2 separate regions of the Homo sapiens genome follow, and region 1 is linked to region 2. The links are chromatin contacts, found by Hi-C or POLR2A ChIA-PET in ENCODE. All regions are on one chromosome and are shown on one strand. The core of a region is the stretch at or near the end of the contact, and the rest is flanking DNA. Distances in the headings are between cores, read along the strand shown.

Evidence for each region. Hi-C counts contacts between places; a loop is a spot of excess contacts on that map. ChIA-PET counts read pairs that join two places held with the same protein, here RNA polymerase II (POLR2A). Pooled maps may share reads with other maps.
Region 1: a map of PC-3 shows a loop between it and region 2 (2.6-fold over the local background). The contact joins two enhancer-like sites. A Hi-C loop is called at or near these places in 1 of 168 maps with a recorded cell type or tissue (PC-3), 1 of 37 single-sample maps with no recorded cell type and 4 of 50 pooled maps. POLR2A ChIA-PET finds 5 or more read pairs at or near these places in 8 of 52 experiments (Caco-2, GM12878, H1 and 5 more).

The regions. Positions count from the first base shown.
Region 1 is chr4:40,454,394-40,457,391 of GRCh38, reverse strand. All of the region lies in intron 3 of RBM47 (RNA binding motif protein 47), which reads left to right. Among named protein-coding and RNA genes, the nearest start is that of RBM47-AS1, 30 kb to the right of the region's middle. Within about 2 kb of position 1,696, at least 4 of the 41 ENCODE cell types and tissues checked have a DNase peak (open chromatin) inside an H3K27ac peak, as active enhancers do.
Region 2 is chr4:40,490,527-40,493,226 of GRCh38, reverse strand. All of the region lies in intron 2 of RBM47 (RNA binding motif protein 47), which reads left to right. It also overlaps the pseudogene RPL37P14. Among named protein-coding and RNA genes, the nearest start is that of MIR4802, 10 kb to the left of the region's middle. Within about 2 kb of position 1,351, at least 4 of the 41 ENCODE cell types and tissues checked have a DNase peak (open chromatin) inside an H3K27ac peak, as active enhancers do.

The DNA.
Region 1 (2,998 bases), core at 447-2,946, 36 kb after region 2:
GAGTGCAGTGGCACTATCTTGGCTCACTGCAATCTCTGCCTCCTGGGTTCAAGTGATTCTCCCTGTCTCAGCCTCCCAAGTAGTTGGGATTACAGGCACCAGGCCACCACGCCCGGCTAATTTTTGTATTTTTTAGTAGAGATGGGATTTCACCATGTTGGCCAGGCTGGTCTTGAACTCCTGATCTCAGGTGATCCGCTCCACTTGGCCTCCAAAAGTGCTGGGATTACAGGCGTGAGCCACCACGCCCGACCCCCACAAATTTTAAAATTTTTTAAAATTCTATCTTTTATATTTGGACTCTCTGGGTTTGGTTTGGTTTTGGATATAAAACAACTCTACTGCCAAAAAGAAGTTAAATTATAAAGTATCACCCCAAAGATAAGGCATCTTTATAAAATTACAATCACAAATTTGCCATTATCTAATTGTGATTTTGAAGTAAGCACATGATCGCCCTCCTTCTCAGTTTCTCCATCAAGAAAATGAGGCTGGCCGGGCGTGTTGGCTCACGCCTTTAATCCCAGCACTTTGGGAGGCCGAGGCAGGAGGATTGCTTGAGCCCAGGAGTTTGAGAACAACTTTAGGCAACGTGGTGAGACCTCATCTCTACAAAAAAATAAAAAATTAGCCAGGCGTGGTGGTGAGGACCTGTAGTCCCAGCAACTTGAGAGGCTGAGGTGAGAGGATCCCTTGAGCCTGAGAGGTCGAGGTAGGAGGATTGCTTGAGCCTGAGAAGTTGAGGCTGCAGTGAGCCGTGATCATGCCACTGCACCCCAGCCTGGGTGACAGAGCCCTTGTCTCAAAAAAAAAAAAAAAAGAAAAAAGAAAAGAAAAAAAAAAAAGAAAATGGGACTAATACTTTTGTATAGTATTGTTGGTATATATAGATATATAGGAATAGTATGTACAGGAAATATATATCTATAAATTCTCAGTAACTTGAATCATATTCTTAACAACACAGGAAATTTCCTATCTAAAAGAACACTATTATGAATTTTTTGCAATTAAAGATGACTTTTATAATTAAAAAGTAATCATGCATCAAACTACCAGTTCATATATTCAACTTCTGGCACATAAAGTTTTTCTAAGAATATTATGCCCGGGTTTCTCTCTTAAACCTGCTTCAGTAATTGTAATATTTTAATTTTAACATGGTATATGACACCATAATTAGTTAACAGGCAATATTTAGGGCCTACTACATTCAATGGGTAGGCACAAAGCTCCCGTGCAGGAATACAAAGTAGTGATAAAAAGAACATAATACTTACATAATTAGAAAATATAAAAGAGAACATAGTAGTAGCCATTATAACTACACATTTCACATGTACAGTGTCTTAAAGCACTTTCTCACATAAATGTAGAAGGTAATATCTGTGTAAATGCCCTTTCAGTTTGTCCATAAACATTTGGGAGTGAATCCCCTCAGGTTCTTTACATTTTAATTTTAAAAAGTATCTTGCCAGGCAGATAATTAACGACTCTAAACTGTGACTACACAGTTGTCTACAAAAAGAAGATCCTTGAAAAACATTTATTCTTGACCATCTGAAATAATAACAAAGGGCCTTGAGCATTTACTGTAGCCAGGTACTTTTTTCTTTTTTGTTTCTTTTTGTTTGTTTGCTATGAGGCAGGGTTACCCTCTGTTGCTCAGACCGGAGTGCAGTGATGCAATCACGGCTCATTGCAGCCTTAACCTCCTAGGCTGAAGCAATCCTCCCACCTCCGCCTCCTGAGTAGCTGGAGCCACCACACCTGGCTAATTTTTGTATTTTTTGTAGAGACAGGGTCTCACTATGTTGCCCAGACTGGTCTGGAACTCCTGAGCTCAAGCAAGCTTCTCACCTCAGCCTCCCAAAGTGCTGGGATTATAGGCTTCAGCCACCACGCCCAACCAGCCAGGTACTTTTTAATCCTCCCAACAATGTTAATGATAATATTATCACCATTTTATAGATGGTGAAGCTGAGGCTCAAGGAGAGAAAGTGACTTGTGTGATGGCATTTGTTTTTCAAGTAGTACAGTCAAGAGATAGGAAGCGAGGCAGTCTGGCTCCAGAGCCTGGGCGTGGAATCACTGCCTCATCACAGTCCCATGTTCTCACTTGAACATTGCGATTACGTGAATTCTAGTCCTTCAACATTTCCATTTAAGAATTTAATTCCATAGGTTTTTAAGTCTAAAAACATAGTTTGAATATGTTAACTCCTTTACAAAGAGCCAGAAATAGGCTATGGGACAGTTTGCAGAACTCTTTGAAAGCTTAGAAGAGTGGTGGGGAGAGTGCAGAGGGGAAGCGATGGGGATGGTAGAAAGTAATGATTTCCCAACAACTTTACCATGTGTCTGTACTGGAAATTCCTTCCACTCTATCAGCCAATGTCCATTTCTCACCAATCGTGGTCTTATCCTGTTAACACTGGCTATTGCTAAACCTGCTGTAAGTAAGTAAGTAGCAAAGAATGAGTATCATGGTAGAAAGAGCTTTGGCTTTGTCATCAGATTGACCTACATTTCAATTCTGTAAGTTGGGTCAAGTTATTTGATACCCTCAATCTCCTGATCTTTAAAAAGGGGCAGTATGGCCAGGCGTGAGCCACCACATAATTTCAGCACTTTGGGAGGCTGAGGTGGGCGGATCACCTGAGGTCAGGAGGTCGAGACCAGCCTGGCCAACATGGCAAAACCCTGTCTGTACTAAAGATACAAAAAAATTACCCGGGCATGGCGGCACTTGTCTATAGTCCCAGCTACTCGAGAGGCTGAGGCAGGATTCGCTTGAACCCAGGAGGCGGAGATTGCAGTGAGCTGAGATGGTGCCACTGCACTCCAACCTGGGTGACAGAGTGAGACTCCATCTCAAAAAATAAATGAATAAAAATAAGTAAATAAATAAATAATAAAAAAATTAAAAGGGGGCACTAATAGCTAACACTGATCACACCCTTACTTAGCTTCATTCTAAGCCCTTGGCTATCTCATT
Region 2 (2,700 bases), core at 102-2,601:
CAGTCTACATGTGTCATTCAGGTTGTAACCTCGGCACCCAGCTCATAGGGGGAATCCTATAAATATATCTTGAAATTGGGTATTATGTGATCTTCATTTGACAAAGTTGACATCGTAGGCTTGCCTGGGGTTCCTAAGTGGAAAATGACAGGGCTAGTTTTTGAGCTTCTCTGTGCCACACTCCAAAGCCTGTTTTCTTTCTGTCTTCTTTGCTTAATGTTTGCTTTGTTTAGCTTGGTTGCTTGGGAATATTGGAAAGCAACATTGAGATAATGAGGGTGATGGAGGAGGGGAAGCAGAAGGGGAAGATGCAGGGGAGTTGCTGCCTGCTGAGGCTGGGAAGGGAGGCTAATTATGCATTGCTCAGTTAAGCAATGCTCCAGCCCCCTGATTCCCATCCTCATCACACTGCACACTCGTGTGTGCGCGTACACACACACACACACACACAGGTCATGATGGGAGTGCTGAGTGAACAGGGACCAGGGAAGCATTTTCTTGGAAAGCTATTCACTGTGAGAACAAAGAGCTGGGACACAAAGCCAGGCAGCCATTGGGACATAAAAATTGTGTCATAAGGAAACTTCTCTGTAAGATAATTCTGCATGGTGAGGTTTTTAGTGATAAGGTTCTAGTCTGAAGTGAAATTAGTGGAGAACATGGAACATGGACATCATGGCATCCACAGGTGCATGCCTGAGCTTTGTTCCTTGGAAACAATGATCGGAACAGGAGAGGTGTCATGGGAGCCTTTGAAATGTGCCCTTCTGAAGTGGAGGGTAATAAGTGGCAGCATCTGCCATACTTCTCCCACTCTCGCAAAGTGTGACTTCATTATTTTTTTCTTTTCTTTACTTTTTTTTGGACACAGGGTCTCGCTCTGTCACCCAGGCTGGAGTGCAGTGGCACAATCACTGCAGCCTCAACCTCGGGGGCTCAAGTGATTCTCCCACCTCAGCCTCCGAAGTAGCTGGGACTACAGGCGCATACCCCCAGGCCTGGCTATGTTTTTGTATTTTTCATAGAGATGAGGTTTCGCCATGTTGCCCAGGCTGGTCTCGAACTCCTGAGCTCAAGTGATCTGCCTATCTCTGCCTCCCAAAGTGCTGGGATTACAGGCGTGAGCCACCGTGCCTAGCCTTTTTTCAGTTCAGGTTTTAAACCAGAACCTTTATGGCATGACTAATCACTGAAATTCGTGAGATAAGCTGGATGTTGCAATAGCTGCCTTCTTGGGTTTATGTGTTGTTCTTTCACAGAATCCATGCCTGAATCTGCAGTGTGCAATTTTTAGGCGCCCCATATGATCAGTCCTGGTGGTGTTTCAACTTTTAGCCTTGATACTTCAGTTACACTTTCTCTTGCACTTGGCAATGTAGCCACATTTGCCACAGGTTGACTTCTGAAGGTGGTAGGCTTCAGAGCCACAGCGGTGGCACATCGTGTGCATCTTATTGCGATGCTTTCCAGACGATGACGTTCTCTTTGTCATTTGGCTTCTGCAGCTGAGACCAAAGAGTGTGTGTAGCTTTAGAGAAATGTCTGTTCAGACTCTTTACCTATCTTTAAGTTGGGTTATTTGTCTTATTCATTATTGAGTTGTAGGAGTTCTTTATATATTCTAGATACAAGGCTATTATCAAATATACATCTGCAAATATTTTCTCTCATTTTGTAAGTTGTCTTTCCTTTCTTAATGGTGTCCTTTGAGAAATAAAGCTTCCCATTTTGACAAAGGACAATTTCATTATTTTTTCTTTTATTGCTGTGTTTATCATATTTGAAAGGTATCATATCTAAAAGGCTGCTGCCTACCTGAGCTAAGGTCATGAAGATTTATACCCATGTTTTCTTCCAAGAGTTTTACAGTTTTAGCTCTTATGAGGTGGTTGATCTATAATGATTTAATTTTTGTATATGATATGAATTAGGGGTCCAACTCTATTCTTTTGCATTGTGCGTATCCAGTTATTAAAGCATAATTTCTTCAAAAGACTATTCCCATCAAATAGTCTTGGCACCCTTGTCCGGAATCGATTGACCACAGATACATGTTTTGGGTTTTTTCCCTGAACTCTCATTTCGAATCTATTGTCCTATGGCCATCCTTATGCCAGTACCACGCTGCCCACCCTCCCCGCACCTTATGGTTTTCCCCTAAGATTTCTGCACCCTATACACTGTCTCGTTTACTGTAGCTTTGTAGTAAATTTTGAAACCTGGAAGGGTGAGTCCTTGAGCTTTGTTCTTCTTTTTCAAGTTTGTTTTGGCTATTCTGGGCCCCTTGAATTTCTGTAGGAATTTTAGTATCCATTTATCAATTTTTTTTCCCAGAAACTAGCTGAGATTTTGATGGGAATATTGTGTTGACTCTGTAGATCAGATCGAGGAGTATTGTCATTTTAGCAGCGTTCAGTCTTCTATTCATGAACAAGCAGTGTCTTTCCATTTATTTAGATTTTTTTTCTCTCTTTTTTTTTTGAGACAGAGTCTCACTTGTCAGGCTGGAGTGCAGTGGCGCGATCTCTCCTCACTGCAACCTCCGCCTCCCGGGTTCAAGTGATTCTTATGTCTCGGCCAGGCGCCACCACGCCCGGCTAATTTTTGTATTTTTAATAGATGGCCTAGATCTTTGATTTCTTTGAACAATGTTTTGTAGTTTTAACACTTGTATTATTTTTGATGCTATTGTAGATGAAA